Regions from separate parts of the Homo sapiens genome. Here region 2 is linked to region 1. A link is an interaction called in ENCODE POLR2A ChIA-PET data of the cell type or tissue named here. Cell type or tissue: GM12878. All regions are shown on one strand. Each heading gives the region's core, and the rest is flanking DNA. Links, peaks and the distances in the headings are about the cores only.

Evidence for each region. Peaks named below come from ENCODE experiments on the same cell type or tissue, not always from the same donor. Only the 100,000 strongest peaks of a DNase experiment are listed, where the experiment ranks them.
Region 2: POLR2A ChIA-PET joins it to region 1 with 15 read pairs; 11 of 35 experiments call an interaction of 5 or more read pairs at or near these places.

Annotation. Positions count from the first base shown.
Region 1 is chr3:51,512,115-51,528,175 of GRCh38, forward strand. All of the region lies in intron 1 of LOC105377085 (a long non-coding RNA gene), which reads left to right. Among named protein-coding and RNA genes, the nearest start is that of RAD54L2, 19 kb to the right of the region's middle. RefSeq lists a silencer at 7,779-8,073. In GM12878, for the core only: no CTCF peak of the experiment used is centred there; a DNase peak (open chromatin) is centred at 9,177.
Region 2 is chr3:51,671,448-51,687,508 of GRCh38, forward strand. TEX264 (testis expressed 264, ER-phagy receptor) reads left to right here. Exons shown (of 5, transcript NM_015926.6): 2 at 2,824-3,115; 3 at 12,966-13,187. The coding sequence starts at 2,858. Among named protein-coding and RNA genes, the nearest start is that of TEX264, 8.2 kb to the left of the region's middle. RefSeq lists enhancers at 7,178-7,936, 15,544-16,061 and a silencer at 15,101-15,150. In GM12878, for the core only: a CTCF peak has its summit at 10,833; DNase peaks (open chromatin) are centred at 10,180 and 10,824; H3K27ac peaks cover 2,050 bases.

The sequences.
Region 1 (16,061 bases), core at 4,259-12,258:
CCGGAGGTCAGGAGCTTGAGACCATCCTGGCCAACATGGTGAAACACCATCTCTACCAAAAATACAAAAATTAGCCAGATGTGGTGGCAGGCTCCTGTAATCCCAGCTACTTGGGAGGCTGAGGCATGAGAATCGCTTGAACCCAGAAAGTGGACTTTGCAATGAGCTAAGATCGCACCACTGCACTCCAGCCTGGGGGATAGAGCGAGACTCTGTCTCCAAAAAAAAAAAAAAGAAAGAAAAGAACAGTAAAGCTATACATGTCACTATATATTTGTCAAAACCTATAGATATACAACACCAAGAGTGAACCCTAATGTAGACTATGGATTATGGTCGATAATGATATATCAGTGTGGGTTCATTGATTGTAACAAATGTACCACTCTGTTGTAGGATGTTGATAATGGAGGAGGACGTGCATGTGTGAGAGCAGGGGCATATGGGAACTCTGTACTTTCTGCCCAATTTTGCTATTAACTTAAGATTGCTCTAAAAAAAAGTAGTACAGCTGACTCTTGTGTGGGGGTTAGGGGTGCTGACCCCCCACCACAGTAGAAAATCCATGTATAACTTTTTTTTTTTTGAGACAGTCTTACTGTGTCACCAAAGGCTAGGGTGCAGTGGCACAATCTCAGCTCACTGTAACCTCCGCCTCCCAGGCTCAAGCGATTATCCTGCCTCAGCCTCTCAAGTAGCTGGGATTACTGGTGCCCACCACCATGCCTGGCTAATTTTTGTAGTTTTAGAAGAGATTGAGTTTCACCATGTTGGCCAGGATGGTCTCCAACTCCCGACCTCAGGTGATCCGCCTGCCTCGGCCTCCCAAAGTGCTGGGATTACAGGCATGAGCCACTGCACCTGGCCCCGTGTATAACTTTAGATTCCCCCAAAACTTAGCTACTGATAGCTTACTTTTGACCAGAAGCCTTACTGCTAGCATAAATAGTCAATTAACACATATTTTGTATGTTGTATGTATTATATTCTGGTTTTTCTTTTTTTTTTTTTTGAGATGGAATTTCGCTCTTATTGCCCAGTCTGGAGTGCAGTGGCACAATCTCGGCTCACCGCAACCTCTGCCTCCCAGGTTCAAGCAATTCTCCTGCCTCAGCCTCCCCAGTAGCTGGGATTACAGGCATATGCCACCACATACCGCTAATTTTTGTATTTTTAGTAGAGACGGGGTTTTGCCATGTTGGCCAGGCTAGTCTCGAACTCCTGATCTCTGGTGATCCGCCCACCTCAGCCTCTCAAAGTGCTGGGATTACGGGCATGAGCCACCAAGCCCGGCCTATATACTGTATTGTTAGAATAAAGTAACTAAGGAAAATAAAATGGTGGCTGGGGCCAGGTGCGGTGGCTCAGGCCTGTAATCCCTGCACTTTGGGAGGCTGAGGTGGGTGGATCACCTGAGGTTGGGAGTTTGACACCAGACTGGCAAACATGGCAAAACTCTGTCTCTACTAAAAACACAAAAATTAGGTGGGCATGGTGGCAGGCACCTGTAATCCCAGCTACTCAGTAGGCTGAGGCAGGAGAATGGCTTGAACCCTGGAGGTGGAGGTTGCAGTGAGCGGAGATGGTGCCACTGCACTACAGCTTGGGTGACAGAGCCAGAAAGAAAAAATAAATAAATAAAAAAGAAGGAAAAGGAAATGGCAGCTCTGGGAGGCTGAGGCGGGAGGATCCCTTGAGGCCAGAAGTTTGAGACCAGCCTGGGCAACACAGCAAGACCCCGTCTCTACAAAAAGGAAAGAGAAAGAAAAAGTTAAGAAAATCAAGCCAGGCATGGTGACCCTCCTATAGTCCCAGATACTCAGGAGGCTGAGGCAGGAGGATCTGAGCTCAGGAGTTTGAGGCTGTATGGCAACATAGTGAAACCATGGCTGTAAAAAAATTAAAGGAAGGAAGGAAGAAAGGAAGGAAGGAAGGAAAGAAAGAAATTCATAAGAGAATATATATTTACAGTACTCTATTGATCAATATCATAAGTTTACATTATCTGTTTACAATGATGTCCGACTGAAATGAGGGGTAACCACAGCCGCAAACCTCAATTAAGGAATTCAACTTTTTCTTGTAATGTCATGACTTTTCTCTGCTTCTTGGGAGCGTTTCCAGCATCAGTAGTGGTACTTCATATGGGTCCCATGGTGTTATTCGAAGTTTACGGTATTGCACTTAACAAGATGAAAAATACAAGAGAATTGAGGGAGGTCACTTTTAGTGCTATACACAATTTACTGGAGAGACAAATCGCTCATGTGATAATTAGCAGCACATGATGTTTTAAGCTTCAGCTCACAACAGCAACAGGAAGTGGCTAGGAAATTATTGCAGTAGTACAGTACATACTACAGTTAATTTTATGCAGTTATGATTTATTTATTTATTTATTTATTTATTATTTAATTATTTAAGACTGGATCTTCTCTCTCTATCATCCAGGCCGGAGTATGGTAGTGCAACTATGGTTCACTGCAGCCTCAATCTTTTGGACATGCTCAATCCTCTTGCCTCAGCCTCCCTAGTAGCTGGGACTATAGGCACACACTACCACGCCCAGCCTGTGTGTGTGTGTGTAGAGATGGGCTCTGCCTACATTGCCCAGGCTGGTCTCAAATTCCTAGGCTCAAGTGATCCTCCTGCCTTAGCCTCCCAAAATGCGTTCATTACAGGCATGAGCCACTGCACCCAGCCAATTATGATTTAACACTGCATCTTTACATTCGTTCACATTTCTCTTGGCTGTAAATGGTGCTATATACAGTCTTTAAGTGTTTGTACATATAAGGTTTTGTTTTGTTTTGTTTTGTTTTTTTGAGATGGAGTCTCGATCTATTGCCCAGGCTGGAGTGCAGTGGCGCAATCTCGGCTCACTGCAATCTCCGCCTCCAAGGTTCAAGTGATTCTCGTGCCTCAGCCTCCCAAGTAGCTGGAATTACAGACGTGTACCACCACGCCTGGCTAATTTTTGTATTTTTAGTAGAGACTGGGTTTCACCATGTTGGCCAGGTTGGTCTCGAACTCCTGACCTTAGGTGATCCACCCACCTTGGCCTGCCAAAGTGCTGGGATTACAGGCTTGAGTCACCACGCCTGGCCTTGTAAGTTTTCATAAATTTTAACTTCTTATTTTATTTTATTTATTTTTTATTTTTTTGAGATAGAGTCTTGCTTGGCTCATTGCAAGCTCTACCTCCTGGGTTCCAGTGATTCTCCTGCCTTGGCCTCCCGAGCAGCTTGGATTACAGGTGTGCACTACCACGCCCTGCTAAAAATTTTAACTCTTTTTTTTTTTTTTTTTTGAGACAGAGTCTAGCTCTGTGGTCCAGGCTGGAGTGCAGTGGCACAATCTGGGCTCACTGCAAGCTCCGCCTCCCGGGTTCACGCCATTCTCCTGCCTCAGCCTCCCGAGTAGCTAGGACTACAGGCGCCTGCCACCACGCCTGGCTAATTTTTTGTATTTTTAGTAGAGACGGGGTTTCACCATGTTAGCCAGGATGGTCTCAATCTCCTGACCTCATGATCCACCCACCTCGGCCTCCCAAAGTGCTGGGATTACAGGCCACTGCACCCGGCCTAAAAATTTTAACTTTTTATAACAGATTTGTGAATATGTTATGGTGGTAAATGAAAAAATAAACTCATATCTACATGTATTTTATGCATTCATGATATAACTTTTTCTTAAATTTTAAAAATATTTCTAACCTGTAAGGTTTATCTGCAAGTTTTTTAAATTGTTGCACCAAAAATTTTTCCAATGTATTTATTGAAAAACATTTTTGTATAAGTGGACCTGCACAATTCTTTTTTTTTTTTTTTTTTTTAATTGAGACAGAATTTCGCTTTTGTCGCCCAGGCTGGAGTGCAATGGTGAGATCTCCGCTCACGGCAACCTCTGCCTCCCATGTTCAAGCGATTCTCCTGACTCAGCCTCCAGAGTAGATGGGACTACAGGCATGCGCCACCATGCCCGGTTCATTTTTGTATTTTTAGTAGAGATGGGGTTTCACCATCTTGGCCAGGCTGGTCTTGAACTCCTGACCTCAGGTGATCCACCCGCCTTGGCCTCCCAAAGTGCTGGGATTACAGGCGTGAGCCACCACACCTGGCACAATTATTATTATTTTTTAATTTTGTAGAGGCCAGGAGTGGTGGCTCATGCCTGTAATCCCAACACTTTGGGAGGCCAAGATGAGTGTATGGCTTGAGCCCAGCATTCGAGACCAGCCTGGGGAACATAGCAACATTAGCTGGTGTGATGGCACACACCTCTAGTCCCAGCTACTTGGGGTACTGAGGAAGGAGGATTGCTTGAGCCTGGGAGGTGGAGGTTGCAGTGAGCCGAGATTGCACCATTGCCCTCTAGCCTGGGTGACAGAGCCAGACCCTGTCTCAAAAAAAAAAATTTCTTTTTTTTGGTAGAGACGGGGTCTCAACTGTGTTGTCCAGGCTGGTCTCAAACTCCCAGCCTCAAGCCATCTTCCCACTTCGGCCTCCCAAAGTACTGGGATTACAGGCATGAGCCACCGTGTCCAACTAACCCTCACAGTTCAAATCTGTGTTGTGTTGTTCAAGGGTCATCTGTATATTTATAAATAAATACTCACGCATGCAGAGAATAGTGCCCATCCCATGGGGTTTGCAAGGATTACATGAGCTAAGGGATGTGAAGGGCTTAGCCTAGCCCAGATGAGTGTTCAATATGAGTTGGCTTTTTCTTTTATTGCCATCTCTGTCCCATGGTTCCCTCTCAGCTGCTATTCATGGGAGGGAGATGGTAGGAACAGGTCCCTCTTGCCCTTTATCTCAGTATGCTGAAGCATCAGAGGCTTTGTCACTAGCTCAGGCACATGGCTTAACTGGTGATGCTACAAGCCAGGCCTCTGGTGACAGTTACTAATCCCTGTTGGGGCCAGAATTCTGCACTCAGCCCAGACTTCTGAGAGGAAGTAAGCACCTACTTTGTGCCAGGTCCTATGTTCAGCCTTCAAAGTATTCTCTCGACAGTCTAACAAGGTAGGGTAGGCATTATGCTCTATTTTAAACAGATGAGTAAGATGAGGCCCAGAGAAGTTAAATTACACATTCAAGGCTACTCAGCTACAAGAACAGTCCAGGCAGAGTTTCTGCTCTCCTCTATCAAAAAGGAGGCACAGAAGTGAACATTCCACCAGCACCCCAAGGACACTCCCCGACCCCACAACCTCAGCAGCCTAATGGAAAGGCCACCTTGGAGGACTGCCTCTTCTTCCCAGGGGGGCTGGAGTAGCTTGGTGGTTCCACCAGGTCTGTTTGGACACTTGCCCTGGGGAAGAATGAGAAAGCATTGGCTGGGTGCGGTGGCTCACACCTGCAATCCCAGCACTTTGGGAGGCTGAGGCGGGTGGATCACCTGAGGTCAGGAGTTTGAGACCAGCCTGGCCAACATGGTGAAACCCTTCGCTACTAAAAATACAAAAATTAGCCAGGCGTGGTGGCGCACATCTGTAATTCCAGCTACTCGGGAGGTTGAGGCAGGAGAATCGCTTGAACCCAGGAGGCAGAGGTTGCAGTGAGGTGAAATTGAATCACTGCACTGCTGCCTGGGTGACAGAGCAAGACTCCGTCTCAAAAAAAAAAAAAAAAAAAAGAAAGAAAGAAAGAAAGAAAGAAAGAAAGAAAGAAAGAAAGAAAGAAAGAAAGTATCCCAATCCGGCCGGGCACAGTGGTTTACGCCTGTAATCCCAGCACTTTGGGAGGCCGAGGTGGGCGGATCACAAGGTCAGGAGATCGAGACCATCCTGGCTAACATGGTGAAACCCTGTCTCTATTAAAAATACAAAAAATTAGCTGGGCGTGGTGGCAGGCACCTGTAGTCCCAGCTACTCGGGAGGCTGAGTCAGGACAATGGTGTGAACCCAGGAGGCGGAGCTTGCAGTGAGCCGAGATTGCGCCACTGAACTCTGGGCAACAGAGCAAGACTCCGTCTCAAAAAAAAAAAAAAGAAAGAAAGAAAGTATGCCAATCCTCTCCTTAGGGGCCTGGGGCTGGGGCTGCTGGAGCGAAAGACCTGATTCTCCACAGACTCCAAGAGGTTTTCTCTTCCATTCCCCTGATCTCTCCCTTGCTCCTCCATCTAGCCACATTCAGTTTTCTTTTTTTTTTTTTTTTTAGTTTTTCTTGCTTGTTTCCATCATCATCATCATCATCATCATTATTATTGTTGTTGTTGTTTTGTTTTGGAGATGGAGTTTTGCTCTGTCACCCAGGCTGGAGCACAGTGGTGTGATCTCGGCTCACTGCAACCTCTGCCTCCGGGGTTCAAGCAATTCTCCTGCCTCAGCCTCCTGAGTAGCTGGGACTACAGGCGTGTGCCTCCCAGGTTCAAGTGATTCTCCTGCCTCAGCCTCCCGAGTAGCTGGGATTACAGGCATGCACCATCACGCCCTGCTAATTTTTGTATTTTTAGTAGAGATGGAGTTTCACCATGTTGGCCAGGCTGGTCTTGAACTCCTGACCTCAGGTAATCCACCCGCCTCGGCCTCCCAAATTGCTGGGATTACTGGTGTGAGCCACCATGCCCAGCCCCTTTTTAAAATTACTTGATTTAGGGCCAGGCGCAGTGGCTCACGCCTGTAATCCCAGCACCTTGGGAGGCTGAGGCAGGTGGATCACCTGAGGTCAGGAGTTCGAGATCAGCCTGGCTAACATGGTGAAACCCCATCTCTACTAAAAATTAAAAAAATGGCCAGGCGCGGAGGTACGCGCCTGTAATCCCAGCATTTTGGGAGGCCAAGGCGGGCGGATCACGAGGTCAGGAGATGGAGACCATCCTGGCTAACACAGTGAAACCCCGTCTCTACTAAAAACACAAAAAATTAGTCAGGCGTGGTGGCAGGCGCCTGTAGTCCCAGCTACTTGGGAGGCTGAGGCAGGAGAATGGTGTGAACCCGGGAGGCGGAGCTTGCAGTGAGCCGAGATTGCGCCACCGCACTCCAGCCTGGGCGACAGAGCAAGACTCAGTCTCAATAAATAAATACATAAAATTTAAAAAAAAATTAGCTGGGCATGGCAGCAGGCGTCTGTAATCCCAGCTACTCAGGAGGCTGAGGCAGGAGAATCGCTTGAACCTGGAGGCAGAGTTTGCAGTGAGCCAAGATCGCGCCATTGCACTCCAGCCTGGGCGACAAGAATGAGACTTCGTCTCAAAAAAAAAATTAAATTATTTGATTTAATTTAATTTATTTATTTGGAGACAAGATCTCTCTCATCCAGGCTGGAGTGTAGTGGTGTGATCTTGGCTCCTGCAGCCTCCACCTCTCAGCCTCAAGCAATCCTTCTACCTCAGCCTCCCAAGTAGCTGGGACTGCAGGCATGTGCCACCACGCCTGGCTAATTTTGGTCTTCCTTGTAGAGACAGAATTTTGCCACGTTGCCCAAGCTGGTCTCGAACTCCTGGGCTCAAGCGATCTGTCCCCCTTGGCTTCCCAAAGTGCTAGGATTACAGGTGTGAGCCACCACACCTGACCCAGTCCTCCCACTTTCAATTTAGGCCACCACCATCTCCCCAAAGGGGCCATTGTAGAGTTTCCCCATCCCCAGGCTTCTACTCTTAGTGCCCTTATGGTCCATTTAAATTGCAATTTGTCTTAGACTTTCATGTGGCTTACAAGTTCCCATGTGGCCCTGGCCCCATCTCCAGCCTTGCCTCTTTGCACCTTATCCTGGAGTTCCCATCTCTTGGCCTTTGCCTATGCTGTTCCCCTTGCTCAGAATCCTCTCCTGTATCTTTCACCCAGCCCCAACTTCTGGCCCTGGCCTGTCCTGTCTGTTCCCTTCTGTCCTTTACCTCAGCATAGGTTGGGAGCCTGCCTGGCTACTCTTGCCTCAATAAGGACCATTGTAATAGTATCCAGAACGCTTGAAGCTCCTATAAGCAAAACAAGGAGCCGATTGTAAGGATTGTAAAGAACTGATTGTATGGGGGTGTTCTTTAGACTCCACAGCCAACAACCCTAGTCCTTTCCTCCTCCCTCCTCTGGGACTCTCAGCCCAATGCTTTCTGCCTGGTTGCTTCATAGCTCCCTGCATCTTTGAAACTTGACTCAAAATCCTGGGATATAGAATAGAATTGGCCCACCTGTAATGAGGTAATCTCCCTGGGCCACTCAGCTACTGGTAGGGAACTAAGACTCACAAGACACACAGGGTCTCCAAGCCTCAATCCTGAGTGGGTAAGCAGTTTTACAGAGGGGAAGATGGGCTAAAAAGACCCCAAAGGTGTCTCCTATAGCTCCTTCAGGGAGTATTTACCTTGTGCTCCCCTCTTGCAGTGGTGTAACTACCACTGCCTGCTGCTGTTCTAACTCCTCCAATGGACATTTAGGCTTAGGACAGAAGCCAAGTGGTATAAATCCATCTCCAGGACCAAAATGAAATTTACCCAAAAAGTATTTGTGGGGTGAAGTGCAAAGAAAGCACAGAAAAAGGGCTGGCCTTCAGGTTCTTGGAGCCATCACAAAACAGGTCATGTTTGGGCTGGGCATTAGAGGGAGTAGATTTACTAGCTGGGAGGGAAAGATGACCCTCTGGCTTGAACTGGACCAGTCACACATTACTGTGCATCCAACCCATTGGGTGACTGCTATGGGATTAGGATAAGGCCTGGAAATGGGTGAGGAGTGGCCAAAGGAAGGATTTGACTCTTAAGTGTCTGAGCCAAATATTTCCTTTTCTGAACCCCCCTTCTCACAGGAGTTAAGGCTGTATTATAATTATGTTTGTTGGCCGGGCGCAGTGGCTCATGCCTGTAATCCCAGCAGTTTGGGAGGCTGAGGCAGGTGGATCATTTGAGCTCAGGAGTTCAAGACCAGCCTGGCCAACACGGTGAAACTCTGACTCTACTAAAAATACAAAAATTAGCCAGTCATGGTGGTAAGTGGCTGTAATCCCAGCTACTCAGGAGGCTGAGGCAGGAGGATCGCTTGAACCCAGGAGGTGGAGGTTGCAGTGAGCCGAGATTGTGCCACTGCACTCCAGCCTGGGCAATGGAGTGAGACTCCATCTCAAAAAAATGAAATTATGTTTCTGCACCTGTTTCTCCCAGGGGCCTTAGGGACTGTGAGGTTTTCATCTCTGTATAACAAATCCCCTGGGTCTGTTGGGTGAAACTGAATCACCAGATGGTGAATGTGTGGGCAGTAGCAACCCTAATAACCTTTTCAATACATGCTCACAGAAGCCAATCCTTGTCCAGATTTTAGGGCTACTGCAGTAGACTGACCTGGTCCCATCTGGAGCAATCAGACACAATTCCAGTAAGAATGGGATGCTACAATCTAGATAACTGCAAAAGTGCAGCTCAGTCTGGGGAACCCAGCTTACCTTATGTAATTGCTTTTTTTTTTTCGAGACAGGGTCTTGCTATGTTGCCCAGAGTACGGTGGCATAATCAAACCTCACTTCAGCCTCAAACTCCTGGGCTCAAGCAATCCTCCCATCTCAGCTCCCCCAAGTAGCTGGGACTACAGATGTGCACCATCACACCCAGCTATTATTTTTATTTTTGGTAGAGATGGGGTCTCACTATGTTGCCTAGGCTGGTCTTGAACTTCTGGGCTCAAGGGATCCTCCTGCCTCAGCCTCCGAGAGTGCTGGGATTATAGGCATGAGCCACCATACTTGGCCCATTTAGCACTTTAAAAAGTGTTTATAGGCCATTTCCCAATTTCTCGCCACTGTAAGCATGTTATTCCTGTTTTACAGATGAAGAACCTAGCTCAGGGAGGTTAAGTAGTTTGACCAATGTCACAAAGCATGTGAAAAAAGCTAGTCCCTCCCTCCCATCCCTAAGGAAGATCCTTTCATTGCTTTGAGGGAGTTATGGCCCCTCCTAAACATCCTAAGTTCTCTCCAGACCTCAGAGCCTTATCAGTGGGAATCATTGCCCTTTCCTTCCTCAGAGAAACAGAAATTGTGTGCCTGCTATGCAGAAGGCATCGTCCCTCCTCCCTTACAAACACCTGCTCTCAGAAAAACACCAGCACCAGCATAGTGAGACCTCGTCTCTACAAAAAAAAAAAAAAATTAGCCAGATGTGGTGCTGCACACCCGTAGTTCCAGGTACTCAGGAGGTTGAAGAGAGAGGATCAATTGAACCCAAGAGGTCAAGCCTGCAGTGAGCTATGATCATGCCACTATACTCCGGCCGGGGTAATGAAGACCCTGTCTCTGGAAGAAAGAAGGAAAGAAAGAAAGAAAGAACGAGTGAGAGAGAGAGAGAAAGGAAGGAAGGAAGGGAGGGAGGGAGGGAGGGAGGGAGGGAGGGAAGGAGAGAGAAAGCACCAGCATAACAGTCATTTACCTCTGAAGTAAGTAAAGTAAATGCACCTACTTTCTCACTGTGTAACATATGCTTTATTTGAATTCACAGATCTGGGTTCAGTTTATGGTTCCACCAGTTACTGGCTGTAAGATCTCAGGTAGCTCAATCACTCTGAGCTTCAGTTTCCTTTTCTTTAAAACTATGGTAAAATTCATATAACATAAAGTCATTTTAAATGAGGAATTAGGTGGCATTCAGTACATTCACAGTGTTATGCAACCACCACCTTATCTAGTTTATTTCTTTTTTGAGACGGAGTCTCACCCTGTCGTCCAGGCTGGAATGCAATGGCGCAATCTCGGCTCACTGCAACCTCCACCTTCTAGGTTCAAGCGATTCTCCTGCCTCAGCCTCCCAAAAAAAAGTAGATGATATTACAGGCATGCACCACCGGGCCTGGCTAATTTTTTTGTACCTTTAGTAGAGACAGGGTTTCGCCATATTGACCAGGCTGATCTTGAACTCCTGACCTCGTGATCTGCCTGCCTTTGCCTCCCTAAGTGCTGGGATTACAGGCGAGAGCCACTGTGCCTGGCTTTTTTTTTTTTTTTTTTGAGGAGTCTTGCTCTGTCCCCCAGGCTGGAGTGCAGTGGCGTGATCTCGGCTCACTGCAACCTCCGCCTCCCGGGTTCAAATAATTATCCTGTCTCAGCTTCCCGAGTAGCTGGGAGAATAGGCCCACGCCACCATGCCTGGCTTTTTTGTATTTTTAGTAGAGATGGGGTTTCACCATACTGGTCAGGCTGGTCTCGAACTCCTGACCTCAGGTGATCCAACTGTCTCGGCCTCCCAAAGTGCTGGGATTACAGTCATGAGCCACTGCTCCAGCCTCTATCTAGTTTCAAAACATTTTCATCACCCCAAAATAAAATCCTGTACACGTTTTTTGTTTTACATTTTTAAAATTTAATTTAAATTTTAATTTTTTTGAAACAGGATCTTGCTCTGTCACCCAGAGTGGAGTGCAGTGGTAAGATTACAGCTCACTGCTGTCTCAAACTCCTGGGTTCAAGTGACTTTCCCACCTCAGCCCCAAAATAGCTGAGAGTACAGGCACGTGCCACCACATGTGGCTAATTTTTAATTTTTTTTTTTTTTTTTTTTTTGAGACAGAGTCTTGCTCTGTCACCCAGGCTGGAGTGTAGTGGCAAAATCTCGGCTCACTGCAAGCTCCGCCTCTCGGGTTCACACCATTCTCCTGCCTCAGCCTCCTGAGTAGCTGGGACTACAGGTGCCCACCACCATGCCCAGCTAATTTTTTGTATTTTTAGTGGAGACGGGGTTTCACTTGTTAGCCAGGATGGTCTCGATCTCATGACCTCGTGATCTGCCTGCCTCAGCCTCCCAAAGTGCTGGGATTACAGGCGTGAGCCACCGCGCCCTGCCAATTTTTAAATTTTTTGTAGAGATAGGCCAGGCTGGTCTTGAACCCTTGGGCTCAGGTTTTCCTCCCACCTCGGCATGAGCCACTGCATCCAGCACTTTTCACTTTTTGGATAATGTCTGTGATTTCCCAACCTTTAAATTTTGATAAAGTCCAATTTATCTATTTTTATAATGCTTTTTTTTTTGAGATGGAATTTTGCTATTCTTGCCCAGGCTGGAGTGTAATGGTGCGATCTTGGCTCACTGCAACCTCTGCCTCCCAGGTTCAAGCGATTCTCCTGCCTCAGCCTCCTGAGAAGCTGGGATTACAGGTGTGTGCTACCATGCCCGGCTAATTTTGTATTTTTAGTGGAGATGGGGTTTCTCCATGTTAGTCAGGCTGTTCTCCAACTCCCGACCTCAGGTGATCTGCCCACCTCGGCCTCCCAAAGTGCTGGGATTACAGGCGTGAGCCACTGCCCCCAGCCTTTATAATGCTTTTTTATTGTGACAAAATATATGTTACAAAATTTACTTTAGATTTTTTTTAAATTTTTTTTATTTTTATTAATTTTTTTTTTAGACAGAGTCTCTCTCTGTTGCCCAGGCTGGAGTGCAATGGCGAGATCTTGGCTCACGGCAACTTACGTCTCCCAGGTTCAAGCAATTCTCCTGCCTCAGCCTCCTGAGTAGCTGGGACTACAGGTGCACACCACCATGCCCGGCTAATTTTGTATTTTGGTAGAGACAGGGTTTCACCACGTTGGTAGGACTGTTCTCAAACTCCTGACCTCAGGTGATCCACCCACCTCGGCCTCTCAAAATGCTGAGATTACAGGCGTGAGCTACTGAACCCAACTCATTTTAGCTATTTTTATTCATTTATTTATTTTTCTCAAGAGGGAGTCTTGTTCTGTTCCCCAGGCTGGGGTGCAATGGTGCGATCTCGGCTCACTGCAACCTCTGCCTCCTGGGTTCAAGCGATTCTCCTGCCTCAGCCTCCTGAGTAGCTGGGACTACAGGCACGTGCCACCATCCCTGGCTAACTTTTTGTATTTTTAGTAGAGTCGGGGTTTCACCGTGTTGGCCAGGCTGGTCTCAAACTCCTGACCTCGTGATCTGCCCACCTTGGCCTCCCAAAATGCTGGGATTACAGGTGTGAGCCACCATGTTCAGCCCATTTTACCTATTTTTAAGTGTACAGTTTAGTGGCGTTACATTCATATTGTGCAATCATCATCACCATCCATCTCCAGAACTTTTTCATCTTCTCAAACAAAGTCTGTACCTATTAAAGAATAACTGCCCATTCCCCACTCCCTATGGCCTCTGGCAACCACCATTGTACTTTCTGTCTCTATAAAATTGACTATTCCAGGTACTTCATATAAGTCGAATATATAATATTTGTCCCTTTTATGTCTGGCATAATTAACTTAGCATAATGTCTTCAAGGTTCACCCATATTATAACATGTGTCAGATTTTCCTTTCCTTTACAGGCTGAATAATAGTCCATCAATTTATACACCACATTTTGTTTATTCGTTTATCTGTCTGTGGACACTTGGGTTGCTTCTACTTTTTAGCTATGGTGAATTATGCTGCCATGAACATGAATGTACAAATATCTGTTCAAGGCCTGCTTTTGTTTCTTTTGGATATATATCCAGAAGTGGAATTACAGTAATGCTATGTTTAATTTTTTGAGAAATGGCCATACCGTTTACAGAGTTGCTGTAGTTTTTACATCTCTACCAGCAAGACACAAAGTTTCCAGTTTCTCCACATTCTTACTAAGAATTGTTATTTTCTGTTTTTTAAAAAATAACATCCTATACTTAAAAACATCCATCCTAATAAATGTGAAGCAATATCTTACTGTAGTTTTTATTTTTATTCCCTATTTAGTGATGTTGGACATCCTTCCCCATGTTTATTGGCCATTATATAGCTCCTCTTTGGAGAAATGTCCAAATTCTTTGCCCACTTTTGAATCAGGTGTTTGTTGTTGTTGTTTAATTGTAGAAGTTCTTTCTGTCTTTATTTATTTATTTCTAGAGGTGGGGTCTCACTCTGTTGTCCAGGCTGAAGTGCAGTGGCACAATCATAGCTCACTGCAGCCTCCAACTCCTGGGCTGAAGTTATCTGATCTTCCAACCTCAGCCTCCCAAGTAGCTGGGACTACAGGTGTGCACCATCATACCCAGCTTTTTTTTTTTTTTTTTTAACTTTTTGAGAGCTGGGATCTCACTATGTTGCTGAGGGTATGTTATTCGTGGGCTCAAGCTATCCTCCTGCCTCAGCCTCCTGAGTAACTGGGATTACAGCTGTAAGCCACCATGCCTGGCTCCTGCAGAAGTTCTTTATATATTCCAGATACCAATCCCTTATCAGATATATAACTTGCAATATTTTCTCCCATTCCATAGGTTGCTTTTTCACTCTGTTAATAGTGTCCTTTGATGCACACAAATTTTTAATGATGAAGTCCAACTTATCTATTTTATTTTGTTGCTTGTATTTTTGTTGTCATTTCCAAGAAATCATTGCCAAATCAATATCCCGAAGCTTTCCCTTCTATATTTTCTTCCAAGAGTTTTACAGTTTTCACTCTTACGTTTAGGTTTTTATGCATTTTTACTTAATTTTTGTATATAGTGTAAGCTGGGGGTCCAACTGCATTCTTTTGTATGAGGATAGCCAATTTTCCCAGCAACACTGGTTGAAAAAACTGTCTTTTGACCATATATGGAAGGATTTACTTCTGGGATCTCTATTCCATTTCATTAGTCTATAAGGTGTTCTTTGTGCCAGTACCACACATTTTTAATTACTGTAGCTTTATAGTTAGTTTTGAAATCAGCAAGTGTGGGATCTCCAACATTGTTCTTCATTTTCAAGATTGTTTTGGGTATTTGGGGATCTCTGGAGAGTTCACATGAATTTTTGGATGGGTTTTTCTATTTCTGCAAAAAATGTTATTGGAATTTGATAGGGATTGCATTGAATCTGTTGATCACTTTTGGTAATATTGCCATCTTAATAACATCAAGTCTTTCAATCCATGAACACAGGATTTTTATTTGTGTCTTTATTTCAGCAGTTTTATAGTTTTCTGTATACAAGTCTTTTGTCTCCTTAGTTAAGTTTATTCCTAAGTATTTTTTTCTTTTTGCAATAGGGTCTTACTTCTTTTTTTTTTTTTTTTTTTTTTGAGATGGAGTCTTGCTCTGTCGCCCAGGCTGGAGTGCGATGGCGCAATCTTTGCTCACTGCAACTTCTGCCTCCCAGGTTCAAGCAATTCTCCTGCCTCAGCTCCTGAGTAGCTGGGATTATAGGCGTGTGCCACCATGCCCGGCTAATTTTTGTATTTAGTAGAGATGGGGTTTCACCATGTTGGTCAGGCTGGTCTCGAACTCCTGACCTCGTGATCTGCCCACCTCTGCCTCCCAAAGTGCTGGGACTACAGGCGTGAGCCACTGCACCCGGCCAATAGGGTTTTACTTCTTTGCCCAGGCTGGAGTGCACTGGCATGGCCATAGCTCACTCTGGGGCTCAAGCGATCCTCTCACCTCAGTCTCCCGAGAAGCTGACTAGCTAAGATTATAGACATTTGCCACTTGGCTACTTTTTAAATATTTTCATGGAGACAGGGTCTCGCTATGTTGCCCAGGCTGGTCTCAAACTCCTCACCTCAATCAATTCTCCTGCCTTGGCCTCCCAAAATCAGGCATGAGCCACCATGCCTAGCCTAGTTTGTTCTTTTTGATGCTATTGCAAATGGAATTATTTTCTTTCTTTTTCTCTCTCTTTTTTTTTTTTTTTTTTTTTTTGATATGGAGACTCACCCTGTCACCCAGGCTGGAGTACAATGGGTCAATCTCAGCTCACTGCAACCTCTGCCTCCCGGGTTCAAGTGATTCTCCTGCCTCAGCCTCCTGAGTAGCTAGGATTACAGGTGCCTGCCACCATGCTTGGCTAATTTTTGTATTTTTAGTAGAGACAGGGTTTCAACATGTTACCCAGGCCGGTCTCCAACTCCTGACCTCAAGTGATCTGCCTGCCTTGGCCTCCCAGTGTGCTGGGATTACAGGTGCAAGCCACTATGCCTGGCCTATTTTCTTAATTTCCTTTGAATTGTTCGTTGTTAGTGTACAAAAATTCAACTGAGTTTTTAAGTTGTTTTTTTTAATTATTTTTTAGAGACAGTGTCTCATTGTTGTGTCCAGGCTGAACATGAACTCCTGGTCTCAGGCAATCCTCCTGCCTCAGCCTCATGAGTTTGAGGGATTATGGACGTGTGCCACTGAACCTGGCTTC
Region 2 (16,061 bases), core at 3,779-11,778, 160 kb after region 1:
CAGGTCCGAGGGCCTGGATGCGACCTTGGGGCAGCCCCTACTCTTCCGGGCAGCCCACTTCCGCGGCCACCGGTGCAGGGCATGCCCCGGGGCCGTGGAGGTGAGGGAAAGAGGCGCGAGTCGCGTTTTAACTCCGCCCCCGTCCCCCAAGGCCGCGCCTCGCAGCCTGGGCTGCAAACTTTAGCGTCCTTTAAGTTACAGACGTGCGTGGGGCTCCGTGAGGAGGTGGGCGAAGAGAAAGGCTCTGAGTAAATAGGCAAGGCCCGGGGTGAGCAGGGGCTGGAATCCGAAAGTGGGAGGCGGCGGCCCCCCACCCTCCATAGTCCTTCCGCCCTCTGCTAGCACCGAAGTTTAGCCCAGGACGGGGGCCGTTTAAGGGCCCGGCCCTCCGCCGCCGCGCACGTGAGCGGCACCAGGAAGCTGGCTGGGCGCAGCCTTCCCTGAGGCTCGCTGGCACCGGCCGCACGCGTCCATCCCGGGCCTCTGAGCGGAGGGGGAGCCGAGGCTAGAGGGAGGGCGCAGTCTGCCCAAGGTCAGCGGCAGCGGCAGTTTCTGGGCGCCAAGTGTGATTGGAGTACTCCAGGAAGAGGGGCGTGACCAGAGCTCTAGCGAAGAGACCTGACATTGTAAAGCTAGGTTTGGCTTCTGATTTCCACAGGGGGTTTGAGAATGGGACGAGGGTGCTTTAGAGGGACCGGTAGGCTTTCCCTGAGGACGGTAATCAGGGCATGATGGTTGGCTCAGTGGTTATTTCCTGGGCAGGGGTGACTGTTCTTTCAGCTCCCAGCACTGGAGCGCTCGGCCCCTGCCGCACTGGATGCCAGCAGTTACTAAAAGTGAGCCTGGCATTTCAGGTGAGCTCCCAGACCTTCTTCCTTTTCTCTTGAATATAGGGGAAATTCACGTTACCTCTCCACGTGCCGACCAAGGCTCTGAGACCCCCAGGTGGGTTTTCTTCCCCCCCGCCGTTTTCTGAGCAGTTTGGGAAGTGAGAGGAAGAGAAAGGTAGATACTAAGTTTCCTTGAGGAGACAGGAAGTGTTCAGCTGAGATGGCAGATCAGGGTGAGGGCTTGTCATTCCCAAGGCAAGTGGGGGCCTAGATGCTGAGAGTTTTCCAGCTTTGGGCTCAGAGATGTCCAACAAGGATTTAATGCTTCAGGCGTTTTGGAAGCCAGTCACCAGAGAGGAGAGAGAAAGTGGAAATGAGGGGCTGGAATCAGACTGTCTGGGCTTGTGTTGCCTGCATTTTGGTCCACGTGGCTCTGTTTAATACCTGTGTTACCTTGGGCAAGTCTCTTAACCTCTAACTACTTGAACCTTTAGCCTTACCTACCTCTTTGGATTGCTTTGAGGGTGAATGAAGTAGCTGTGTTTCAACATTTAGACAGTGCCTGGCGTATAGTAAGCATTCAGTGGAAGATTTCTCATCATTATCAAAGAAAATTGGAATGAAAGTTACTGGAGACAAGATGAGTAGGACAGGCAGAAAAGAGAGAGATACTGATGGGTAGAAGCACAGATGGGTGAGACTAGTGGGCAACACCTCAATTTCTTGACACCGAAAGTTTAGAAATTTACTTTGCCTCTTTGTGAGCAAATACTGTGTGCTCATTGACTCCAAAGACAATTTTTTTTTAGCGTAAAATCAACACCCAGCACCCACAGGGAAGAAATAATTCCACAGAGCTAAGTATTCCACAAAGTTGCAGCGTGGCCTTTTTAGCTTCAAAACCTTTTAAATGTTAAATATTACTTTTAAATAATTGGGGTGGGAATGTCCCCCCAGTGGGTCACATGGCTCCCTTCCTCTTTAAACAGTCTTCTCTGGGCTGTGATTTTTCCCCCCCGCCAGGCAACTCAGGTCAAGCCCTCTGTGTAAGAGGGTTAGGCCTCTGGCCCCAAGCTGCCTGGAGAACTAGGCAGCCTGCCTTGAATAGCTCACAGACTGGCCTCTGTGTTATGTTCCTGGGACTGCTCTTGAACAGCTTCTTTTCCTCTTAGGGATAATTGTTACTTCCTCCTGCTGTGCGACTCCCCTTTTAGCAGCCTTTTCCTCTTACTACTCACTGTTTCTTCTGTGGGCTGGAAAATTGGGATGAAGCTTGTTAACATTGGTGGTTCAAGTCTGGGAAGCTTAGTGTTGGACTTTGTTCTGCCTGCTCAGGCCGCTTTGCTCTGGTCTTTCCTCTGGTTCTGGATGGGTAAGCTTGCTGGATAGCAAGGTCCCTGCAGGCCAGATGTACTTAGAAAAGGAGAGTTTCTTATGAAATTCTCTTCCTGAGGCACATTTTTCCTCACAAGTTTTTGTTCCTTATGGTTTCCCTGTCGTTAGTAAGTGTTTGGACCCTAGCATTTGCCAGTCCTCCCTCTGGCAGTCGTCCCTGAGGCTTGGGGAGGCTGGGCTGGTGGCGTGGCTCAGCTGTGGGGAGGAAGAGGTAATGTGGAGGAAAGGCAGGCTGGCTGGTATCTGGTACATCTTCGGGGAGACTTGTCAGGGCCCGGAGTATGTCTCTGGCTGAATCACTCCTGTGCCCCTCTGTGACTCAGTTTCCCCAGGTGTGACCAGGGCTGCCAGCTGACAGTTTGAGCTGCTCTGAGATCCTCACCAACTGCGATTAAGAAATAAAGAGGCTTGTGGCTTCAGTCATCCTTGTAGCTCCCTTCCAGGTCACTCTGTGTGTAAACACCTCTGGCCCCTCCCCTTTCTGGGTCAGAGCACCCAAGGCAGGTCTGAGGAGGTTGGGCCAGAACTGGTTGGCGGGCAAGTGGGCACATTGTCAGAGTAGGCTACCAGCCTCCTCTCCCTTCTTTCTCCTTTGCAGCTGCCTTGAGGTGCAGTGTTGGGGATCCAGAGCCATGTCGGACCTGCTACTACTGGGCCTGATTGGGGGCCTGACTCTCTTACTGCTGCTGACGCTGCTGGCCTTTGCCGGGTACTCAGGGCTACTGGCTGGGGTGGAAGTGAGTGCTGGGTCACCCCCCATCCGCAACGTCACTGTGGCCTACAAGTTCCACATGGGGCTCTATGGTGAGACTGGGCGGCTTTTCACTGAGAGCTGCAGCATCTCTCCCAAGCTCCGCTCCATCGCTGTCTACTATGACAACCCCCACATGGTAAGGAGTCTCCATGGGGTTCTGCCCCATGGATGGGCCTGGTGGGCCAGGGCTTCTTTGGGGAGGGTAGTTTTGGTTGCTGAGGAAAGGGTGGGAGAATCTTCAAGCTGGCCCTGCAGACCCCTCCTCTATGAGCTTGAAGCACCTTCCAGATTTAGCCTGGACTTCTGCTCCCGGCATCCATTTGTGGGCTTTCTATTTGCCCAGGTCTGGTTCCCCTTGCCCATGGCTACTTGTGGATTTCCAAATGCAGTGGACTATACCACCATGAATCCCTGGCTTCTGCCAGGACTTTGGTCCCCTGCCTCCTCTTCTTGTCATCCCTCCTTCCATCTCCATTTGGGGCCAGTGCTCTAAGGCCAGGCCATTCAGATTCTGCCCACTCTTTGGGGTTACATCTTGCTGTTTCTGTGCTTTCCATCCCTCAGCTCTTCTGCCATAGTTGTAGGCCCTTGAGGGCTGAGAGGGCAGTCCCTGGGGATGGGGCTTGGAATCTTACCTCTTCAGCCATTCTGATGCCCCTCAACCTGGTGATATGGCATTTCCTTAGACCTCAAGCTGGTGCTGGGAGATGGCCAAGGGGGCTAGTGGAGCCAGATGAGTTACTTAGAATGTTCAGAATGCTGAAGTCAAAAACTAATCCAGCATCACTAGCACCCTGTGAGCGTCTGGCTGTTCTTACAACCTATGGTGAGTCAGAGCTTGCTAATGTAACCTACTGCTATGCTATGGGGTGGTGCTGCCCACAGCTGGATGGGCTGGCAGCTCTGTCAAGGGTTCTTCAGCCTCTACTACTAAGCCATGCCAAACCAAGCATTTGGAATCCCCAGCTCTGATTTCCTTGCCTGGAGAGCTCAAGTGCACAAGTCCTGCAGTCTACCCAATGTGTGCTGACCGGCTTACTGGGGCACTAGTTGAAACAGGATGTACTGGTTCCCTCTCTGTGCCAGGTTCTACTCTACACCTACACTCTGGAGATGAATCAGACCTGGCTCTGCCCTCAGGAAGCTCTGTGTGGCTGACATGTCAGCCCCACATAAGTGATTCTCCAACAAGACACTGTGCTTGATGTCCACAGAACTTTGAGCTGTAGGTTCAGGGAGGCTGCCATGAGTCTGCTGGGGAGGCTCAGAGAAGGGGTAGATTTCAGCTGGGCCTTCTCATGTAAGTAGAATTTTGCTTTGTTGGGAAGGGGTACTTGGCTAAGAAAACTGTGACAGCAAGAGCCTGAAGACATGGGATGACCAGAGAATTGTGGTTAGTAGACATGTCTTGGGTGGAGAAAGGTGGAAGGGTTTGCCCAGCCAGGTGGTGGGGAAGTACAGCAGGTTGAGAAGAAGGATGTGGCACAATTTGCCACCTTTGTTTTAGGAAGTTAGCTGAAGGGCAGGTGGAGGAGGGAAGGAGATGAGGCAGGAGGCCGTAGAAGAGATTGGGCTGGGTCCAGGTGAGAGGCGACATGGGTTGGTTGAGGTTTTGCAGTCACATGGCCAGGAGATGGCACTAACTGAAGTTGGGAGCACTGGAGCCTGAGTGGGATGGGACAGACAGTGGGCTATGGGGAGCTCCTAGAGCAGATGTGTGACCCTCACCCCTTCAAGGGCTCCGTTGTGTAAGGCCCTGCCCCCCCTTCCACACCTGGCCCAGTCAGAGCCTTCTGCAAGAAGAGTCCTTGCAGCTGGCTGTCTTCTCATTGGCGTGTCTGCCTGTTCTGGAATCAACAGGTTGCCTCTTGGGTTGGAGGTGCTAATTCCTGGATGGGAAAGGGCTAAGGCAGCAGGGTACCCTGGGGTCAGTGCTGGAGGCTGGTCTAGGGAAGAGTGAGATGGAAGAAGCCTGGCATGGGATATTCTGGCCTGGCCACTGCCTCCTGCAGCTTTCCCAGAGATGTGGTGGACCCCATGGGGTGGGCCCTGGGTCTCCAGGGTTGGTTGGTCATAGTCTGACTAGGGTGCTTGTCTGGGGGACTGTGGCCTGAGAGCACAGCCTTGAGGCTAGCAGTCCCGAGTTCTGATTCTGTCCCATCACTGTCCTGCTGAGTGATCTTAGGCATATCCCATAATGTTTCTGAGCCTCTATTTCCTTGTCTGCAGAGTAATGATAAAATACCTGCTTCATAGTAGACTGAGAAGAGTTAAGTGATATAGGTGAGGCATTTACCCCAGCACTTAGCCCTCAACAGATGCTTAACAACAACAAAGATGGGTGGGAAAACCACTTGTGCTAACATATGCTGAGAGGTCAGACTGAGCAAACCTAGACCCTTGGCCTGGCTGTGGTCATTTGGGTGGCACAGAGGATGATGAACAAGTCAAGGTGGCCCTTCTGACCCTGCCCATCCCAGTCCTGGGTCAGTCCAGAAGACACCTGTGTCCCCATTTAGAGCTAGGTCACACTTGGCACCTGGGATGGCTCAGGGACACTTGGGTCCCCATTTACTCTTGGAGCTGGTCAGTGCATTCTCTGCCTGACAGAGATTGTAACAGGTTCAGGGAACCATGGACCCCCAGGCTTCAGGTGCTCGTGGCTATCACAGACTGGTCCGGAAGGACCTGAGGCCTCCTGGTCCACACTCCATATTATGGAGGGAGAAACAGATTCAGATAGTAGGAGAAAGGCACTGATCTCATATGTTTTTGTTTTCATTTAACAAATATCTGAGCACCTGCTCTGTACCAGGCTCTGTGTTGGGCACTAGGGTACCATGGGGACCAGGACCTGCCAGTGTGTGGGTGTTAGGAGCCTAGAGGAAAGGCCCCATCCTGGTCCTGGAGTGGGCTGAGAACCAAAGGTTTTTGTCCCCTAGGCTGCCTCCACCAGCAGTGTGCAGCGTGGCATGCTCTGGTTCTCAGAGAAAGAGAATAGAGGCTGACCTGTTCAGTGTCCCACCCCCACTGTGTCCTTCCCTAGCCCAGAGTGACAGGAGCCAGAACCTGCTTCTCTGTGAGTGTGGGGAGGCAGTGAGGCTGTGTCAGGCTCTGTGAGTGGGGTGGTGAGTAACCAGGTGAGAGGTGCCACCTGGCTTTAGATGCTGCCCACCCCATGAGGTGTGACGGACAGCTCCCTAGCCATGCCTCGTCCTGTCCTCAGCTGGGCAGGGAGTAGGCTGGTCCCACCTAGGCTGGGTGTGGACCCAGGAAGTAGCACAAGAAAGGGTACCACTAAGATTGGACAGTGGCAGTTGGTGTGGACCTGTTCATAGTAGCTGCTGCTGGAGCTGTTAGCCTTGTGCCCTGGAGTCCTGTATGGGAAGAGGCTGCAGGTCTGGGTGAGTGGTTCTTGTGAGGCAGGAGGAAGGATTCCATTCTCCATCCCTGAAACCCTTGGCATGGTTGGGAATGGGAAGGTGGGGAAGAAGTCTTTTGGGAAGTGGACAGACCCTGGCAGGGGCTCATGGGTGTACTCACCCACCTCAGAGCCCAGCATTCATGGAGTGTGGGCCATTCCTCTTCAAGGTATGCAAGGGATGGGGTATGAGTTCAGAGATAAGGATCACATGTAGGCGGATGTCAGTCACAGATCTCCCTTACACACACTGGTCCATACTGCCCTTGCATGACTGGGGAAGGGTCCTGACTAGAAAAACTGCTCTGCCTTTAGCCCTGCTTCTGCGGTGGGTGCTGGGGGCTTGGAAAGTGACTTCAGGCTCCCTTTTGGGGCCTGGTCCCTCTGGGAGCCTTCAGTGTTGGAGGGGAAGGAAGGAGCTGAGAGGACCCTGAGTGCCTCGCTTGATCCTGGCCAGCTCTGGCCTGTGGACAGGCCCTAGTGGCTGGGCTGCTATCACTGTGCCTGTGGGCCCATCCTGTCTGCCAGGCTGGCTCTCTACCTCCTGCCCCACCCTGTGCCACCATCACCTCTGCTGCTATGTTTGGGGCTTAAGCAACCTGCCTGCTTGCTTATATGGGGAGCCTGGCTGGGGCAAGATGGGTGTGGCAGCTAGTTCAATTTATGTGGCCCAAGTGGGCCTATATTTGCTGCTTACATCTACTACCTAGGAGGTGGTGTTTGCTCCAGGCATGGAGTGGGTTGGGGAACTGGTGGTACTTGCTTCTGCCTTTAGTAAACAAGACTGCCATTGAAGCCCCCTTTCCCTTAGTCCAATGAGAACCAAGGCCCAGGGCCACTAGGTCTGCAGGGGCCTGTGGTCATTTGGCTGGCATGACCACAGCCTCACAGAGGCTGGTGAGAGTTCTGATGTAGGCCTGTGTCACACTCCCTCCTCCCTCAGTGTGTGTGGAGAGAAGGCTCCCTGCCCTCCCTGGAGGCACTTAGTTTGGGTGGAGCCTGGGAAGGGGTGAGGGAGTAGGATTTCCCAGGACTGACCTCCTCAACAAAGGCAATGGGAATGTGGGCTGGGATGTTTCCTGAGGGCTCAGGCCGCCCCCTATCCTGGTTACTCCATGGTTATTTTCTGCCAGGTGGAGTCCAGGCATTTGCTGTGCAGCAGGTTAACTATGTGGGACAGGTCTGGAAGCACGAGCTCCTCTCTGCCCACTAGAACTGTCCTTGAGGTGAGGTGAGACGAGGTGTGAGAGGAAGGGGCTTCGGATTTGCCCTTCTGGGTTTGAATCAAGGCTCCACTGCTAACCAATGTGTGACTTTAGGTGAGTCACTTGGCCTGTCTGAGTATGTCTCCTCATCTGTCACATGAGGATAAAAGAATCCCTACCTCAGGGTTTTTGTTTTGTGGGGGCTAATTGATAATGATATGGCCCAATACCCAGTTCTTTAAATAGGTGGGTGTCACACTTGACATCCAGTCCTGCCTGAGGACCTCATGCCACTGGGACTTTGTACTTTTAGGGACCCTGCCTGCCTCTCTGGTTTAGTCCCAGCCTCCTGCAGGTTGTCTGGGCCATGTGAGGCGGCACAGTGCAGGGAAAAGCCATTGTGCAGCCCGCTTTCACTAGGGCCAATTTCCGGGACTCCTGGATGCCCCTGGGTTGTGTGGCGCAGCTCTGAAGCTGGTCTGCTTGAGTTTGAATCCTGACTTCAGCACTCCCTTGCTGTGTGACCTTGGCTGAATGGCTTGGTTGTCTGGGCCTTGGGAACAGGGTTGAAAACAGTACCAACCACAGAAGGCTGTTTGGATTTAATGAGCTTATGCTTGGAAGGCAGAGTCTGGGGAAAGTGGTGAGTGCCTGGTCAGATATCAGCTGTTTTTAGGATTCTGTTTGAAGGTGTAGGGTTATAGAGGAAGGTTCCTGAAAGGTTTCTAAGTAAACTCACCTTTGAGGGCTGGTATCTTGTTGACTCCTTTCTTTCCTCCCGAGCCTGAAGAATGAGGCTTGTCCTCTGGCCTAGCTGTCTGCATCATCTCGTGTCCTGACTGGTGCCTGTCTCCGTGTGCCTTTGGGCATAAGCTTCCCAGGGAAGTTGGGGGTTGGCGTGTTGACCTGTAGCACCTAGGAGGGCAAACGAGGTCCCGTATCAACCACCTAGTCATGGGCCAGTGCAGCTCGTCTATTCCCTTGGGAGTACAAGTGCAAATGAAGGGCCCTGCCTCTACTTTCCCCCTTAACTTGGGTAGCTCTGGGTCAGTGGGCTGGCATGGGAAGAGTAAGGGCAGCCCTCTGTGCCTGGGTTTGAGAGATGGTGCTGCTGTCCCTGTCAGGTTGTGTAGGTTGTGGGCCTGGGGTTGGCAGTTTGTATTAACCCTGAACCCAATGACTACATTTGGTCTGGGCCGCTGACACCATTTCTCATTCCTGCATCCTGGAAGATTATCAGTCTTGTCCAGTTCCCAGACTCAGCGAGGTCTTGGCTTGGCAGGGGCCCCGAGATGGCTGTCTTCGCTATAGCCTCACACAATAGGGTCGGCAGGGCACTGTGACACCACTCAGGAAGGGGCAGTGGGGCCAGCCTTGGGACTAGCTCGTACCTGGAAGCCTCAGGTTCTAAGCAGACTGCCCTCTCCTCCCAGTAATGGGACTCAGGAGGCTTTTCAGCCCAAAGGAGATGCTCTGGGGCCTGGCATGCCTCTGTTGTTTTCCTGGTACTCTTGCTTTGAGGACACATCCTGGATGGGCTTGTCTTTACCCCGAGTGGTGGTGGGTCTGGCCACTGCCCTGTTTCCCAGATGTGGTTCCTTGTAGGTACTAGTTCTGGTCCAATTCTTGTTCTGGGCAGAGGTACCCAGAGAAATAGCTGATCTGGGGAGGAAGAGGAGCAGGCAGGTAGGGCTGGGAGGCCCAGGCCTATGTCCTAGGGTTCGGCCCAAATACAGATACTCATTGAGCCAAGGTGGATGGGGTCTCTTGCCCATCAGGACATCCCAACCTTCTGGGCACTTGACAGCCTTAGTAGGCCTTTTCCCTGGAGGCGGGTCTGGGCTTTACTGGGAGGCCAGGAAAGCTTTCCTCTGCCACTGGATCAGCCTTGCCACTCCCTAGGTTATTTTAGGGCCTGTCCCATTTCCTCCTTGCTGGTGCCTTGTTCAGCTGCTTCCCAGCTTCAACTTTGCATGGGGCCACTTAGTGGGTGGTAGGCTTGCTGAGAGACCTTCTAGGCTCCTCCTTAGGCCAGGGCAGGGGAGGAGGTAGGAAGTGTTCTTACTTGTGGAATTAGGGAGTTGCTTAGCCAGGAAAGGAGCTGCTGTGCCCCACACACCTCCTGGATCCTGGGAGCCCTGTCTTCTTAGCTCCCTTCTTCCACTTTGACAGGAGCTCTGCCTTTTCTCCAGGTGGAGGGAGAGGAAGTTTGTTATGGTGCAGGGCTTGCTTGTGTGTGCATGCATGTACTGTCACTGAGCATGCCTCAAGAACTTTCTGTGTGCGCAGGATCCTGGACCTTTTTGCCTAGAGGCCTGGAGTGATGGAGAGAGATGGGGAGGCCATCAGTTACAGTGCAGCACAACACCTGCTCCCTGGTGGGTACTTGGGATCAGAGAGGAGGGGCTGCTTGGTGGAGAGCAACAGAAGGCTTTGAAGGGGAAAGTTGAGCTGAGTCTTGCAGGATGGGCAGGAGTTTCCCAGTCAGAAGGGACTCTGGAATAGGGTGAAGAAGGACATTTCAGGCAGAGGAAGTAGCTTACGCAAAGGCAGGAAGCATGGGAGGATGTGGCATGTTTGGGGAGCTGCAAATAGTTTCATGTGGGTGTGTGTGGGGGTGTGGCGGGTGAGGAGGCTGGCAAGGCGGGCTGGGCCAGAGCCTGGATCTGTCCCTCCCTCTGCCATGCAGACACTCAGTTGGTGCCTGCCCACCTGGGCTCTGGCCCCTGCTGGGGCCTGAGGCTGCAGAAAGGGAGTGCAAGGTGAGTGTGTGGGCAAATTCATGCAGTATTATGTGGGCCACTCCAAAAGAGCCTTGCCTATTGGCTTGTGAATTTAGTTTCATCCTAGAGGTAAATTGGGAGCCATTGAGAGGTTCTGAGCAAGATGACCACATGTGTTCTGGTGTCTTTTGGCTACTGAAGAGGATGTTGAGCTGGGAGTCCCATAAGGCCTGCTGAAGCGTTCCCAGGAAAGACCCTGGAACTCAAACCCAGGCAAGCCAGCTGTAGAAAGGAAGAGAATAAGTGACCTTTCATCCGTTTCTCCATATGACTTATGTAGATGTTTCTTTTGCACAGCACAGGTTGGTAGGGTCAGGGACATGAAGATAGGCTTTGTGGCAGGCAGTGTCTCTTGGCTTGTCAGCAGGAGGCCTGCCAGATAACTTCCTGCCTATCTGGTCATTCTCAAGTCTTGGCGTGTGAGTAGGGCAGTTCCACCATCTAGAGACAAGAGATGGTATTGCAGTGATCTCCTGTGCCTCTGGGTGGGGTGGGAGGAGCTTCAGGCCAAAAGAAGTGACTGTGTGCAAGGTAGACTTATGGAGGGCAAGAAAGTTTACAGCAAAATACTGGGGGAGAAGAGAGTGCCACTGAGCCACGCTGAAAGGCTCTTCAAGAGGGTATTTGAACCGGAAGGACAGGCAGGGAGGAGCTGCATATTCAGAGGTTTGGGTGGTCGGGCATTCTAGGCCATGGACAGTTGTTTGGACTGTGTCATAGCTACTAATAACCACAATTATGGGGCATTTGCTGAATGCTGGACCCAGGCTAAGCTCTCGTGAAGTTTCTTGTTTAATATGGCAGTTCTGTAAGTAGATATTGAGGAACTGGGGCTCCCAGAACCCAAGGGACTTGTCTAGAATCACACGACTCAGATTCGCACCGTGGCCTGCCTCTCTCAAGCTGTGTTTCTGACCACTACACCCGGTTGCCTGCTACTAAAGCTCTGAGCCAGGTTTGGATGCCGTAGGCTTCAAGGGGGCTGCAAGGGGACCAGAGCTGCAGACAGTTGAGGGTGACCGTTAGGGTCTGCTTAGAAGTGAGAGCCTGGAATAGGTGCCCAAGTCCCAGGCAAACTGTGACTAAAAGGAAGGCCTGGGTTGGCCTGAGTAGAGGAGGCCATTCAGGGCTGAGAAACCCCCAGGGGATTTCAGAGAGGGCTTGGAAAGGGCTGTAATGGGAGGGAGAGGTGAGAACAGGTAATAATGACTTCACAGTGCTGGGAAGGAGGGCTGGGGAGAGGAGTAAGTGGAGGTAGAGGGAGAAGCCTGTTTAAACTTAGGGGTCATCCCTGTGAAGGTGAACTGCTGGCAAAAAAAATTTTTTTGCGGTGGGTAGGGAGAAAGGAGCCTTTAGAGTTGAGCAAAACCCAGGATTGAGGGTACAAGGTCTGTGCTGAATCTCTTGGATTCAAGATCATATGTCTCTGAGGGCCCAGTCTGAAGGCTGGTACAGACTTAGGCACCTGGAAAGCTGACGTGGGAAACAGGTAGCAGTAGGTGAGACAAAGTGAGGCCTCTTGATGCCAGGAGGAGAAATGAGTACTGGGCCTTGCAGCATTCATTCAGTCCTAGGAAGTGTTGGAGGCTCACATAGGAGCCTTACATGGCTGAGGTTTCTGGGAGCCAGAGGAGGGAAATTAGGTAGGGAGGCAAGCAGAGTGGGAAGTGCAGGCACTAGCAACCTACAGAGATTTGGAGGGGAACCAGTGGTCTTGGCTTTTAGCCAGGAAGGGACTTAGGAAGTGGGATAGGTCCCTGGATGGGCCATGGGTTGCAGAAGAAGTCTAGAGGCTCTGGTGATGGTAGCTGGCCCTGCCAGAGGGGTGGGGAGGATGATCTCTTCACAGAATTTCACCAGCAACCCAGATGTCAGTGATCCCAATCCTATGTCCTGACAGGTGCTTCCTGCAGCCCCTCCTCAGCCACTTGCCAGGTCCTGACCCTGCAAGCATGTGTGTAAACACACACACACGTGTTCTTGCTTTCCTAGGGCATGACCGTGGAGGGCTCTGAGCTCTTTATTACCACTCCTCAGTTTTGCTCCCTTGCCTGCCATAATTTCTCTGCCTGTAAAGCCTGCTCTTCTCCAGGAGATAGGAGGGAAATTAGCTAATAGGATTTTGCTGGACCCAGGCTGCAGGATCAGCCACTGTACAGTTCTGCTGGTGGCCCTGGGGCGTGGGGGCTGACAGAGGGTCTTATGGTGGGGTGGAAGGGCCCCCTCAGTGGAGCCATGTGGAGGGTGATGGTTCAGAGGTCCTCTCCGCCCTTCCCTCTCCTGGCCTCCAGAAGGGCAGAGACCAAGTCTAACCCCTCACTATGATCCCTGGGTTTCCACAGGGCATGGCATGTTTGTTGAAGGAATAGATGAGAGTCCTGTGGTACGATGCCACAGGCAGGGGCCATAGGTGGGTTCCAGTAAGAAAATAGCTAGCTGTGTCCTGGTATCTGGGGCTGCATGGCTTGTCAGAGCTGCTGGTTCTTTTAGGCCTGATCTGGCACAGTCCCAGGAGGAAGGAGGTCTGAGGGCCTCCTTCCTTTGGCCAACTCTCACACCCATGCTTTGCTTCCCCAGGTGCCCCCTGATAAGTGCCGATGTGCCGTGGGCAGCATCCTGAGTGAAGGTGAGGAATCGCCCTCCCCTGAGCTCATCGACCTCTACCAGAAATTTGGCTTCAAGGTGTTCTCCTTCCCGGCACCCAGCCATGTGGTGACAGCCACCTTCCCCTACACCACCATTCTGTCCATCTGGCTGGCTACCCGCCGTGTCCATCCTGCCTTGGACACCTACATCAAGGTGAGGCACAGGCCTGGGGTGTGTGTGTTGGGGACAGCCAGGCCCCTTGGGTGGAGCTGAGGAGGACTGCCTAGAATGGGAGGAAGAAGTGGTTTTGGGAGAGCAGCACCCTGGGGCCCTCATGGAACAGGTACCTGTGGAGCTAGGAAGATGGGCAGAGGTTGTTGGCATCTCTTTCAGATGCCCAAGATCTTTTGGAAGCCGGAGCATATCCCAAGAGCATGGAGAACTTGTTCATAAATCTGATCTGGTTAGTTTGGCTCTGGCTTTGACCAAAGACATCCATAGTGCTTATCCCACACTCCTGGCTCAGATGAATGGACAGGCCACTTTATTCTCATCCTGCTGGAGGCCTGCAAAGCAAGGACCTGAGGCTCCCAGTGTCTGGGCAGGCCCCAGGTAATCATGTATTGCCCGTGGCCCTGCCTGTGCATGGGCTTATACATCTGCTCCCAGAGGCCAGGGCTGGGACAGCAGTGGCAGGCTCTGTTTCCTTTACTTCCTGACTTGGTTACTGGCAATGCTGGCAGCCCAACCTTCCTGGAGGAAGGAGAGCCAGTCACCTGGTCATCTGACGGGTTTCTGTGTCTACAGAAATTTTTTTAAAACTTGCCCTGTTACACATCCCTCCTCCCCTAAACGTTTTGTAAACTTGGTTGCTAGGGAAATGACCCCAGTTTGGGCTTGGACGTGATTGTTCATTCATTTAACTTGTATTTATAGTCTGTGTGCCAGGTGCTATAATGGGCACAATGTGAATGAAACGTTGGTGCATGAAACAGCCATTCACAGTGAGGTGGTGAAGATAGGTAATAAATATCAGACAAAAATAGGACGTGTGCTAGAGAAGGAGAGGGTGAGAAAAGTCAGGGAACCAACTTGGACAGAATGGTCAGGGACAGCCTCTCAGAGGAGATAACCTCAAGGCAGAGTCCTAGAAGAGCCTTTAGAGAGGAGATAAGAACTTCTAGTCAGAGCTTTGGTCTAAATGCAGCAGGAAGTCACTGCAGTGTTCCAACCAGGAAAATAACACAGTTGGAGCCACGTCTGTACAAGATGAGCTGTCCCATCTCTGGGCAGGGTGGGACTGGACCACAGATCTGGGACCAGGTGGAGATGCTTAGGCCTGGGGCTAAGGAATTAGCCTAGGAGGCTGTCATGAATCCCATTGTGAGTGGTGGCAGCTTGGGCAGGCCCAGCGGCTATAGAGCTGTGGACAAGGATGGAGATTTACAATCACTTTTGGGATAGAACTGATAGACTTTGGGTGGATTCACTGTTGTGGAAGGAGAGGCAGTGAGGGAGTCACAGAGGGCTCTGCTCCCCTCTGGCCTGGGCAGGTGGGCAAGTATGTAGTGATGCTTTCACTGACATGTGGGGAACTGAGGGAGGCCCTGGTTTTGGGGGGAAGGTAGCTATTTGGGCTATGTCAGGGGAGCTGCCTGAGATACATCTAAGTTGGGGGGTGTGGAGTCAGCAATGGTATGTGTGGCCTGGAGTTGAGGAAAGGCTGGGCTGGTGGATATATTTGGGGACATCAGCCTGTTGGCAGTATTTGACCTGGGAGGCTGCCCTGTGCCTCCCTGCCTCTGTGGGACCAGGTAGGCAGTGGACAGCCTGTGGCAGCAAAGGCTGCGCAGAGGGCGTGGCCAGTGTGGCAGGGGTCAGGGAACAGGACGAGAGTCAGTGGGAGTGAGAGCCTGGTACACTTGGAGGATCCTTGCAACTTTGTTCACCAAAGCAGCTTGGGGAAAGGGACACAGCGTTGATGATGGAAATGGGAGTTCAGATGTCCCTGGAGTCTGGTGTTGGGGCTGAGGAATGAATAAATGAGGCCCTGGGTCACCAGCTGTGTCCTTGGCGGTCAAAGACAGGTTTGAAGAATCAGGAGTGAGAAGACCTGGAAAGGGGAGGGCTGTCACGGTGATAAGGCAAGGGCACAGGGAGAATAGAGGGGAGTTTCCTTTGTGAGCTGGAGGGTGGTGGCCAAAAGGGGTGTGGGGCAGGATGTGCTTGCCTGGCTGCGGTTGGACTGGAGGTGGGGGCGGGCTGGCTGGTGGTGTGGGCAGGAAGGAAGATACCAGTGCCCTAGGCCTGCTTAGTGTGCTGCCTCTGGGGAGTCCCGCCCCATTTCATTCAAGGAAGGCCTCTCCAGTCCTGTCGGTGCCATCCTCAACCTCATGGGCCCATCTGGAGGGGCACCCCTGGGAAAGAGACTTCTTGGGTTCCAGACCTCAGAACAGGACATGTGGCATGTGGTGTGGTGGTGAGCAACTCAGCCACCAAAGCCTTTTCCTGGCTTCAGGGGTTTATTTTTAGACACCTTTGTCCAAATTTCCCGGCCCCTGACAGCTTCACAAGTTGCCTGGTTTTGACGTCACCTCTTTGATGAAAGCCCTTCCTCCTTCCTCCCCGCTCCCATGGGAGCCTGTCAGCTGTGCTCCTGGAGTGGGGGTTGAGACAAGGAAGCCAGTGATATGGGGGAGAGCAAGGGGCTTCTCCCAGAGACAGGTGTGAGGCATGCTTGTGTGGGCTTGGCCATCAGCGGGGAGAGTAAGATAGAGGCCGGCTGCCCACAGAAGAGGCATGGCCGAAGGTCCTGGGCTTGTTTTGGCAGCAGGGTGTGGGGGTTGCCTCTGCCCCTGTGTTTAGCCTGACCTTGCGTCTTGGGGAACAAAGCCAGGGGAGAGATGAGGAAGGGGCTAGCTCTGTTTGCTGGTCACAGCCTGCAGTGGACAGGGGTGGCCCTGTGCCTCTCTCAGCCCAGGAGACAGCAAGGAGAGAGTATAAGGCTCCCTTCCATCCCTGCCTTCATCTCCCCTGCCCTGAGGTCAGAGAAAGGAGATTACTAATGAGACTAGTTGCGTCTCACTC